Linked DNA regions of Homo sapiens: all the other regions are linked to region 2. Evidence: chromatin contacts called from ENCODE Hi-C or POLR2A ChIA-PET data. All regions are on one chromosome and are shown on one strand. Each heading gives the region's core, a stretch centred on a gene start or an enhancer-like site at or near the end of the contact. The rest is flanking DNA. Distances are from core to core; before and after follow the strand shown.

Evidence for each region. A loop is a pair of places that touch in the nucleus more often than their neighbours do. ChIA-PET counts read pairs that join two places held with the same protein, here RNA polymerase II (POLR2A). Pooled maps may share reads with other maps.
Region 1: a loop to region 2 is called in a pooled map, with 11 times the contacts of the local background. The contact joins the promoter of GFOD2 here to the promoter of MATCAP1 in region 2. A Hi-C loop is called at or near these places in 7 of 50 pooled maps. POLR2A ChIA-PET finds 5 or more read pairs at or near these places in 2 of 52 experiments (Caco-2 and HepG2).
Region 3: a map of naive thymus-derived CD4-positive, alpha-beta T cell shows a loop between it and region 2 (36-fold over the local background). The contact joins the promoter of THAP11 here to the promoter of MATCAP1 in region 2. A Hi-C loop is called at or near these places in 1 of 168 maps with a recorded cell type or tissue (naive thymus-derived CD4-positive, alpha-beta T cell) and 9 of 50 pooled maps. POLR2A ChIA-PET finds 5 or more read pairs at or near these places in 1 of 52 experiments (WTC11).

Annotation. Positions count from the first base shown.
Region 1 is chr16:67,717,767-67,721,430 of GRCh38, forward strand. It overlaps GFOD2 (Gfo/Idh/MocA-like oxidoreductase domain containing 2), which reads right to left and starts at 1,550. Exons shown (of 3, transcript NM_030819.4): 1 at 1,397-1,550. RefSeq lists an enhancer at 868-947 and silencers at 1,308-1,357, 1,418-1,467.
Region 2 is chr16:67,182,667-67,186,184 of GRCh38, forward strand. It overlaps MATCAP1 (microtubule associated tyrosine carboxypeptidase 1), which reads right to left and starts at 1,297. Exons shown (of 7, transcript NM_001040715.2): 1 at 596-1,297. It overlaps EXOC3L1 (exocyst complex component 3 like 1), which reads right to left. Exons shown (of 14, transcript NM_178516.4): 10 at 2,695-2,824; 11 at 2,470-2,592; 12 at 2,236-2,391; 13 at 2,020-2,144; 14 at 1,713-1,938. The coding sequence ends at 1,728. RefSeq lists an enhancer at 2,716-2,815.
Region 3 is chr16:67,840,726-67,844,686 of GRCh38, forward strand. It overlaps THAP11 (THAP domain containing 11), which reads left to right and starts at 1,595. Exons shown (of 1, transcript NM_020457.3): 1 at 1,595-3,470. The coding sequence starts at 1,830. The coding sequence ends at 2,774. All of the region lies in intron 1 of CENPT (centromere protein T), which reads right to left. RefSeq lists enhancers at 1,309-1,358, 1,811-2,557, 2,269-2,428, 2,869-2,918 and a silencer at 1,609-1,788.

The sequences.
Region 1 (3,664 bases), core at 300-2,799, 540 kb after region 2:
GGTGACAGAGTGAGACTCCGTCTCGATAGATAGATAGATAGATAGATAGAGAATTAGACCCAGACCAATGATTATTCCATGGCAAAGTGGGAAAACCAGGTGGTAAGAGATAACCTCTCACAACAGAATCTTTATCTGTGAAATAAGGATTCGACCAACAGAACCGTCTGTTGAAAATTTCCTCTCTTGGTCCAGGCAGGTTCTCTAAACTCCCAATCCCAAAGCAGTTAATTTTTTCACGTTTCCTGTAAAATGGATGGCCTTAAAACTCTTTTGTTCTCTAGTGTAGCTTTCCAGAAGGAAATAAGTTTCCTTATCAAGAATGAATCTAGCTTCCCCGACTCAAAAACAACCATCTTCTCTATATTGCTCCATATCACAATAAATTTAAGTGCCTTCCTTTTCTAAATTAAATGCTGTTCCCTTCAACTTAAGGGCCACACACTAAGGGCTATTCCTTTAGAGGCTTTTGGGCCCCACAGATCACAAAGGTGGTGCCCTGCCCTAGTTCTTTCTGGACATTTAAAAGGACATCCACTTTCTTGCCCTCAGGATAACATTATGGGAACAATGAACATAAATAAGACAGTTAAATAAGCTTCCCTGATGCCTATCCAATACAGCTTTCAACTCTTCTATCCTGCCTTGTTCTTTAGATCGTGCTGTAGTCTGGAGGGTAAACTCTTCACACAACCATTCCCAAGCCCTCATGTCCCTGTCCACTCTTCCTCCCTCACCTTTTAAGTGTGATAGGGCCTTGATGGGAAGACCTCACTTCACCTTTTGTCTCAAGTCCATCTGCTTCCTTCCAGAGCTACAAATACAAAGGTAGGCCAGGGCCATTGAGACGTGGCCATAGGGCACATGGGAGCTGGCAGAGCCACTCGCACCTTCTGGGGTGTCCCTTCTTCCACCTGTCAACTGAACACCCGTTTCTTAAAGATTTATCCCCAAAAGTCCCATCTCATTCTGAAAGGGGACGAACCAGCTACCCCACGAGCCCTTTGTCTGAGCTTCTACACCTCACACATCCTCATCCACAAAGCGTCCATCCTCACACAGTCAGGTGGTCCGCTCGGCACAGGGCGGGGGAGACTAGGTTTTTGCATCTGGTAAAAGGATGGGTTATGTCTCAGGTTCTTCCAGGATCCCAAATCCTATAATTCTACCACCAAGCCTGCGGGTCCTATTTCTGCGGTGGAAAGGGCGAATCCCAAGGCGACCCTCCACTCCACGCGCCTGCAGGCAGTTGGAACAAGCCCCCTCCAACCCCGGCTCTGCGGGTCCACGCCTCCAACCTCCGGCGCCGGGCCGCGGAGAAGGCCCTGTCGGCGCCCGCTCCCGGCCGCGCCATGCCCTCTTTCGCCCTCACCCGCCACCGGTGGCCGCCTCTCACCTGGCACGCTGGCATCGCCCACTCCGCGCTGCACTGGAAACCATGGGTCCGACGGGGTCTCGGGGGCCACCCATCCGCCTTAAGGAAGGCTGGCGGGGATGCGCGGGCCCGGGAGTCCAGGGCGCCGCCACCGGGAACGCGCCGCCTGGTTTCTAAGGAACTGGGGGCTCTGGAAAGGGAGGGGCGGGACGGCAGGAGGACTGCGCATGCTCCATAACGGGGATGGGCCTGCGCTGGGAGGGGCCGTAGCCGGGAGCTGCGCATGCTCGCTTTTTGGGGGCGGAGCTTAAGCAGCCTGGCTAGGAGGCTCAGGTTATTCATTTCCGGCGGCGGAGGCGGCAGTTTCCTAAGCTTGGCTTCTCTCCGGTCCGCTGACCGGCGTCAGGGACCAGGTTTTGGTAGCTGTGGGTAGCCTCAGTTGTCCTGGAATGAAAGACGGTTTCGTGTTGGACAAGGACATATCTGCAGAAGGCCAGTTCTCTCGAACTCGTCGGACTTCCTGGCTCCCTGACCCCCAGTGACTCGTTTTTCCGTTTTCTCAGGTGCCTGTCTGGGCTCCTCTTCCTCTGGATGTTTTTTGATTGTTCCTTAAATATCAGTGCTCTTCAAGACTGTAACCTCAGTCCCCTTGGCCTCTTTACTGAAGCCTATGCCCCACCAAATAGCAAACTATCCGCTAGAGTAAGGAAGCCGTTAGACCTTAGAATAAAACTGCCTGTGTAGGAAATGTGATTGGGGTTTGTATCTGCATGGGGAGCCCCCGTCCCTGCTTGTCTGACCCTCCTGCTGAGTATCAAGATCCCCACTCAGCTGGCATTAGGATGATCTCCCAGCCATCATTCCAGAGCAGCCTGTGGTGACAGAATATGTCAGCTGACCTAAGCGTGAGGCAGTTCCTACTGAGATATGCTAACTAGCAGCAGAGCTATCCCTGCTTTGAGCGGAGACAGGACTCCTACCACCTCTGTGAGGAGCATGGAAGGCTTCCAAAGTGATGAGAAGTTGTAACCCCTAAACCCCCCCTCTTCTGATGGGATTTTATCCTTTCTCTCCTGGATCCTCTAGAGCCAGGCAGAAGGAAGGCAGAGTCAAAATGTGCCTGTTTGATCTGTTTCTTAGTCATTGTTCGGAGTTCCACTCTTCTTGAGTAGGATTTCTCAACAGTGGCACTATTGACATTTTGGACCTGATAATTCTTTGTTGGGCAGGGGTGGGGGGAGCTGTCTGCATTGTAGGATGTTTGGCAGCATCCCTGGCTCTACCCAGTAGATGCCAGTAGCACCCCAAGCCCAGTTGTGACTACCAAAAATATCTCCAGACATTGCCAAGTGTCTCCCTGGGAGCAAAATCATTCCCAGTTGAGAACCACTAGTCTAGGGGGAAATGAGCCTACTCTGGCTTTACTTATATAGAACCAGGACTTTATGCTTAATCTAAAACCCATATTTTCCCCTTTATGCTACCTCTTCCCTAAGAGCATTCTATAGAGTAATAGTCCTGTAAGATTCTGCTGAGTGACACAGTCTGTAGTAACTTAAGTTTGGAAAGTGCAGGGTTAAGCAACACATTTTAACACAGGATTGAGCTTTTAATTAGCTGGTGGCGATCACTGTGAACATCCATAAGACAGTTTTCCTAATTTACTGGACCACCTCCCAATTCCAGTGACTTTTTTACTGGCAAACCTCCCCTAATTTACTGGCAAACCTCCCAATTCCAGTGACTTTTAGCCACTGCCTGCCCCCTTCTGTTCTGTGTTATTTTGTGGTACTATTATCCATCCCATCACCCCCAACCAAAGTCTGCATTTGCCTTGTCTCTTGCTTCTCCTATTTCCCTCACATTCAGTTATTCATCTTGTACCTCCAATTCTCTCCTAAATCTTTCTCAAACCTGCCCTCTTTGCAGCCTCCTACCTGGGTTCTTTTGCTCCAATTTGTCTCCAGTACCACCTTCAGGTGGACACCAGCATGATCTACCGTATCCCTCCTCTGCATAAAACCCTGGTGCCTCGGGGACAGGGCAGGCAGGAGTGGGCCAGTCACACCACTGGGCATCCTCATGGAGGAAGGATGCTCATGTGTACTGTGTGTATCCCTGTGTGCCAAACACTGCTGTATATCTGCCATAATCCTCTACCTCCACGGGGCAGAAGGATTTACCATGTTTTAAGGATGGGGAAACAGTCTCGGAGAAAGAGGTTAACTTTCCATGTTAACACAGTAAACGGTGCGAGGATTTTGAAACAAGCTCTTGCTCCTCAGGCAA
Region 2 (3,518 bases), core at 47-2,546:
GGCATATCAAACAGAATATGTCCTCTGTCTGGGATGTTCCTCCCCCTGTATAATGGCATGGGTCACTCTCTCACTTTCCTCAAATCTCTGCATCAATACCATGTTATTAGAAAAGCCTAACACACCCTCAATAAAATAGTAAACCTCCTCTCCCCTCTCCACTATCTCCCCTTCCCCAAATTATTGTTCTTTGTAGCAGTCATCACCATCTGGAGTGTACTTCAGTACAGTTTATATTTGTATGATAGGTATATTTGATAGTTATCTGTTTTATCTTTTCCAACATTCACAGCTGTGTCCCCAGAACCCAGAACAGTGCCTGGCCCGCAGCAATTGCTCAATAAATAAATGAATCCAAGAGCTCTTCTTTCAGAACTAGAATTATTCCTTCCCTGCACTTTGCTTCCCTATCTAGACTTCATCTTCCCCCTCTCCACTCCTCTCTACCCTGCCTAATGACCAGCTGCTTGAAAAGACTTCAGGTCCCAGGCTTCACTCCCTTTAACTAACTGTACAGTTTTTTGGACTCCTCACCCCTTTACAGGTTTCTGCTTGGCCCAGTCCCCTCCATCTCCCCTTCTTTCATTCGACATACCTCCTCGAAATTACCAGAATACGCCTGTTTTTTTCACGTCTCGGGTCCTTCCGCCAAGAATGCCTTTGCAATATATTCCTGGAGCAAACTCTTAACCATTCTTCAAGGCTCAGTTTAGGCCTCACTTCCTCCAGGAAGCCTTCCCCGCGTCTAGTGTCCCACTGCTTCGGCGACTTCTTTACTCAGAGCTGTCACTGTTGGAGTCTAGGTCCGTGTCCTCCCACAATCCCCTGAACTCCCCGAAGGCAGGAATGGGGTCTGATTCACCCCCGTGTACCAAGCACCCAGCACTGGGTGCATAATGAATGAAGGATGGATGGGGGAGGAGCCCCCCACTATTAAGGCGGGGTCTAGTGACAAATGAGAGGGTGTGGCCTGTGCGGAGAGAAGCCCCGGAGAGGACAAGGTGAAGAGCCAATGGGGAACCAGAAATAGAGGAGGGGCGTGACCTGCAGCCAATAAGTGGTGGGGGATAAGGTGAAGGGCGTGCCCAATGGAGGGTGGGGCCAGGAGACAATGGAGTGGAGGCTTCTCCGGGAGATCAGGAAAGGTCGCGTCGCGCGCCTCCTCCCGGCCTTTGGGGGGGTCCGTCCGCGTGCCGTGCCCCCACCTGTTAGCTCCTCTGCTCGCCGCCCGCCGCTCCCGCTCTGCTACACCGGCCACCGGACGCCCAGCCGGCGGGAGCCGTCGCCGATGACGTACGTCCTCGGGCGCGCGCACGCTCTTACGAAAGCGTGGGGCTTCGCGTCAGTCTCCGCGGCGGCGCGCCCCCGAGGCCACTGGGAGCGAAGCCAGGCAGGGTTGAGGGGGCGGTGTTCGTGGTCCTGGGCCCGCCCCCTTCCCAAGGCCACAGCGAGTTGCTGGGCTTCAGGGGCTCCAGGCGGCCAGGGCGGCGGAGACTCTTGCTCACGGCCTGGGCGCGGAGACGTGGGGGCGTAGCCCGCGGCCTCGGGAACGCAGTCTGCACAGAGGGCAGATGCCTGCATAGGCGGGGCGCAGCCCGTGTACCAGGACGGGAGCCAGGATACTTTAAGCGTGTCACTCTGCAAGAATTCCCTCAACCCTCGTGGGCACTTTTATTCCATCCCACCTTCCCCAACACACACAGACTCAGGCGTCCGGCAGCCGTGGTTTATTCTGCGAGCAGCAGGGCTCGGGCGCAGGACCCCGAGGGCAGGCAGGAGGCCGGCGCGAGCGCGGGCGCGGGCACTAGGCTGAAGAGGACGCGGCGGCTCGCGCGGGGCGACGGCGGCAGCGCAGCCTGCAGGGAGCTGAGCGCGGCCAGGTGCTGCTCCCGGGACAAGTCCCCGCGCAGGCCCAAGAGGGCGGAGACGTGGTCCTCGCTGCAGGGGCACCAAGGAGGCGCGTCAGCCCCGTCCTCCCCGCCCTCCGGCTTCTCTTCCCTTCTGGCCCCCAGTCCGCACCTCACGTCGGGAAATTGTTGCCGCAGGCCAGCCACCTCCAGGCCCAGCAGCGCGGGGTCGCGGAGGTTTAGCAGCTCCCTCAGGGCGAGCAGCACCGGCGCGCAGTGCGCGTTCTCCTCCAGGCCCTGAGCACGTCGGGGTAGGGTCTCGCGCCAGCCCTCTCTCCCACCCAGCCACTGAGACTCTCGCCCGTCTGCCCGCCCAAGAAGCTCTCACCAAACTGAGGAAAAGCTGCTGAAGCTGGGCAGCATCGTGCCGCAGGCGCTCGGCCGCCTGGGTCCTCTCGTCGGCTCCGCGGCACACCAGGCGGCCTTGCATCAGCGCGCTCAGGTACTGGAGCACCACGGCACGCTCGGCCTCAGCCAGCAGCAGCTGCGGGGAGGCAATCAGGCGGGTGCAGGTCGCCTCTCACCCGCGCCGCCCCTTCCCCAATCTTTTCCCCCAACCCACCTGAACCGTGGGGTTCCGCACGCGCCAGAAGTCCCGGCAGAAGCGCCCCGTCCGTTCACACACACTTTGCAGGAGCTCAGGGCTCGACAGCCATTGGCGCGAGGGCAGATCCGCGAACAGGGGCTGGGGAAATGATCCAGATCTGGCATTGCCGCGGAGACCCCCATACGTAGCTGTACCGCCACCTCTCCACCTGCTCCCATCCTGACCTGAAGGAGGCCTCACCTGGAGCTCCGCCTGCAGCGCCTCCAACACCAAGCGGTAGATCCTCCTCTGCAACTCGTCCAGCGCAGCTTCCACTGGAGCCAAGGCCCCTGAAGGCGCCCCGTCCAGCTGCAGGACAGACACTGAGGAGCTGGACCAAGCAAAACTACGGCTTCAGGACCAAGGCCAAGGCCCGCATGGCCCTCGGTGGTCCAGACCCTCCGGCGCCACCTTGTGGGGCAAGTGTTTGACGGGAGGGAGCGAGAACAGCGGCTCTCTGCACTTCTGGTCCCAGGCATGGACCAGGGCTGGGAGACGGGCGCTTGGCGAGCTGCAAAGGACACAGCCCAGCGAGACCTGCCTCAAATTCGCGGTGCGTCCTTGAGGAAAACATTCTTTCGGTTTCTGTTTCCTCATTCGTAAAGGAAGGGAAGTATCCCAGTGAGGAGGGAGTAAAAAATCATCACTTGTTTTCCTTGCCCCCACCAAAAAGAACATACCACCCAAGAGGAAGGGAGTGTGTGTGTGTGTGCGTGTATACACACAGCTGTAACCCCAGACATTACTGGCACAGAGTAGGGCCTTGAAATATTTGCTGGACGAATGAACAATTGACACCATGTGCCAGGCACTATGGTGGCCACTTTACATGTTATCTCATGTGATTCTCAGAACATTCCATTAGTACCCCCATAATACTAATGAGAAAAGTGAGATTCACAGAGATTAGGTAACTCATCCAAGGTCACACAACTAGTAATTAGCAGAACTAGAATTGGAACCCCAGGGCGATGTGAGTCCAAAGTCCCTAGTGTCCTAGTGTGGGCTGAGCCCATACATAATAG
Region 3 (3,961 bases), core at 345-2,844, 660 kb after region 2:
CGAACCTAAAGTAAAAGTTTAAAAAAAATTGGGAGAAGGAAGAACTCGGCAAAGGAGGGCTAGTTTGCAGGTAATTCACCTGGAGAACTGCCTGGCCCCTCCCTGGCTTTCCACAACATTTTGTGTTCTTTAAAACATTTTCCCCCAGCCAGGCGCCGTGATCCTAGCTCACGCCTGTAATCCTAGCACTTTGGGAGGCCGAGGCGAGCAGATTGCCTGAGCTCACGAGTTCGAGACCAGCCTGAGAAACATGGCGAAACCCCGTCTCTACTAAATACAAAATACATATATATATATATATATATATATATATATATATATTAGCCGGGCATGGTGGCATGCGCCTGTAGTCCCAGCTACTCCGGAGGCTGAGGCAGGAGAATTGCTTGAACCCAGGAGGCGGAGGTTGCGGTGAGCCGAGATCTCACCATTGCACTCCAGTCTGGCGACACAGTGAGACTCCTTTACAAAAAAAAAAAAAAAAAAAAAAAAAAAAGATTCCCTCAAATAAGTTGAGGTGGGGGGAGGTGTATTGTTACAATGCAAATCCTTTCCCATAAAATCCTTTAATAGCTCTCAGTGGCCTGCAGAATAAAACCCCAAATCCTTAACATGTCCCAGTTTGGTATTTTCCTACGCTTGGCCCTACCCGGGCCACCCCTTTCCAGGCTCTTTAATGGCGGAGCCTAGCTCTTTTCTGCCATGTGGCCTTACAGACTGGTTCCTGGGACAAGAATTGGCTACTTCTCCCTACCCAAGCTTTCGTTCGTTTTTTTATTCCTGGCCCCCACCACCTCCCCCCCATTTCTCTGCTCTCCTGTTAATTCCTTTGGAGCGATTACTATTTGTGAGTAGACATCCATTCGCGTGCATTCAGATCTATTATCCAAAAGACAGACGCTTATCCGTCTAGGTAGTCAGGCTCCAAGAGAGGAGCCCAGTCGGTCTGACTCCCGCAAACTCCCGGCACCGTGTCAGCCACATAGTAGGCGTCTACTGGAGACTTTGTTTAGATCAGTTAGTCAACGCAGGCAGCAGCTGAATCAGGAGAGAGTCCCCAACGCAAAGAAAGGGGCTCCTGAGACCCTTCGGGGCGCCGAGGCCCAGGTTTCGTCTCCCTCTGCTGCAGCAATGCCGTCGACTCAAAGGGGCTCGGGGCTGGGGAACTGGTTCTGGCAAACAGCACAACCTCGCCCGAATCCTGGTCCGCAGTAACTCGATCTTTCCCTTAGGCGGCGCTTCGGAGGGAAGGCGCCTAGTTCAGCGCGAGGCATCACGGGATTTGTAGTCTCCGTGGGCATATACCCACCGCGCTTGCGCACCGGTGAGGCGCGCACCGCCCCGCTCCACGCCCCTATCAGGATTCGGGTCCTCGTGAGGAGCAGTCCAGGCGACAGCGTTCCAACCTAATACGCCTCTCTCGCCCGCCGGGGACAAGACGGGCTGGGGAAAGAATCTGCTCTTCGGAGGCTATCGCAGTGCCTTGGAAGGCGGCAGGAATCCGCACACACCCGCCCCGGAAGTGAGCCGCTTCTGGCGCGGGGCATTGTGGGGGGCGTAGTCTCTTTCTCAGGCGGTCCTTCGCGGCGTCCCCGGGGCCCACTCCCGAGCGCAGGCGGGCAGCCAGGCGGGCGGCGCGGCGCGGGCCGGCAGGAAGCGTATTCTGGGCACGGGGCGCCGGGCGGGCCGGCTGCGCCGAGCGGCAGTGGTGGGATACCACCCAAGGCCTCGCGCGGCGCCGCCCGTCGAGGGGCGGGCGGCGGCGTAGCCACTGGGCCGTCGAAGAGCGCAGGAGGCCGGTGGGCCGGGCCGGGCCGCGCGGCGCAGCCATGCCTGGCTTTACGTGCTGCGTGCCAGGCTGCTACAACAACTCGCACCGGGACAAGGCGCTGCACTTCTACACGTTTCCAAAGGACGCTGAGTTGCGGCGCCTCTGGCTCAAGAACGTGTCGCGTGCCGGCGTCAGTGGGTGCTTCTCCACCTTCCAGCCCACCACAGGCCACCGTCTCTGCAGCGTTCACTTCCAGGGCGGCCGCAAGACCTACACGGTACGCGTCCCCACCATCTTCCCGCTGCGCGGCGTCAATGAGCGCAAAGTAGCGCGCAGACCCGCTGGGGCCGCGGCCGCCCGCCGCAGGCAGCAGCAGCAACAGCAGCAGCAGCAGCAACAGCAGCAACAGCAGCAGCAGCAGCAACAGCAGCAGCAGCAGCAGCAGCAGCAGCAGTCCTCACCCTCTGCCTCCACTGCCCAGACTGCCCAGCTGCAGCCGAACCTGGTATCTGCTTCCGCGGCCGTGCTTCTCACCCTTCAGGCCACTGTAGACAGCAGTCAGGCTCCGGGATCCGTACAGCCGGCGCCCATCACTCCCACTGGAGAAGACGTGAAGCCCATCGATCTCACAGTGCAAGTGGAGTTTGCAGCCGCAGAGGGCGCAGCCGCTGCGGCCGCCGCGTCGGAGTTACAGGCTGCTACCGCAGGGCTGGAGGCTGCCGAGTGCCCTATGGGCCCCCAGTTGGTGGTGGTAGGGGAAGAGGGCTTCCCTGATACTGGCTCCGACCATTCGTACTCCTTGTCGTCAGGCACCACGGAGGAGGAGCTCCTGCGCAAGCTGAATGAGCAGCGGGACATCCTGGCTCTGATGGAAGTGAAGATGAAAGAGATGAAAGGCAGCATTCGCCACCTGCGTCTCACTGAGGCCAAGCTGCGCGAAGAACTGCGTGAGAAGGATCGGCTGCTTGCCATGGCTGTCATCCGCAAGAAGCACGGAATGTGAACTGGTGCCCCGGCAGCCTGCTGGACTCCCAGACCCCATCCAGCCAGGGGACCGCAGGCCATTGTTGAACTCCTCTATACTCCTGGGCACTGGTTGACAGTACTGAGGCTTAAGGCAGCTGGACTCTCTTGCTGGTGACCTGGCATCCTCAATTGTTTCCTCCTGAAGTGGAAGCTGGGGCCTTAGACTCTGCCCTGGTGACACCAGCAATTATGACTTTGTCTACCCTTCCTCCCCAGTTATTGTTGCAGATTCTGGTTAAGCAGAGGCTTCAGAACCACTGAACTTGAAACTTACCCTCTAGGGATGCAGGTGGGATGTCCAGGGACTATAGGTTTGGGAAAACCATACCTTAAGGTTGGTCAGCAGTCAGACAACTCTAATGTGTGTAGTGATAAGAGATTCAAGTAACATCAGTTCTCCTCCTTTTCATGCTTTTCCTTCCCAGGTGCAGCCTGTGATTCTGATGGGGACTGGTAAATCTGTGCCTCTGCCTCCTAGGACTTATTTTCCCAGGAGGCCATTTACAAGGGGATCTGGATGACCTGCTGATGGAGATCCAGCTTGCCAGGGACTTAGGTTTATCCTGTTTTGTTTGCTACTGGTTACAAATTCTATTTTCTGTACAATTAGTCAGACTAAAGTTTTCACTGTGTTTGTTTGGCAAAACAAATTAAACAAAAAGTAAGGTTTTTATTTGGGTCTCGCCATTTTATTTTTACAAAAACATAGTTAAATGTCCTTGAAACATGGGGAAATAGGCCTCAGCCTTTCTGAAAGACCAGGCTGACCCTGAAAGTAGAGATGCTTCAATGACCAGTTTTTCCAAAAATGGGCCCTAAGCACATGGATCCTGGCCTTATAAGGTCCTCACAGAGTTCCTGGCCCAGCTCACCCTAAAGAGTTTGGAAACTGCACCAAATGGGCCCAGTTTGTCCATGGATTATCTCCCTGTATCCTTTCAACAAGAAGGACCAACTGGTAACTAAGCTATATTGTGATAGTTCGCCTCTGAGGGTTTCAATTCTCAGCTGGGATTGAATTTTGCTCACCATGACATCCCTTAGGCTTAGCACAGCCTCTGGTATGCATGTGCATGCAGTTACTCTGTGAACCGGTAAGAGCGCAGCTGGAGCTAGCCAGGGCTGCTTCAGGCACAAGGACTGTTGTATAGATACCTTGGCCTT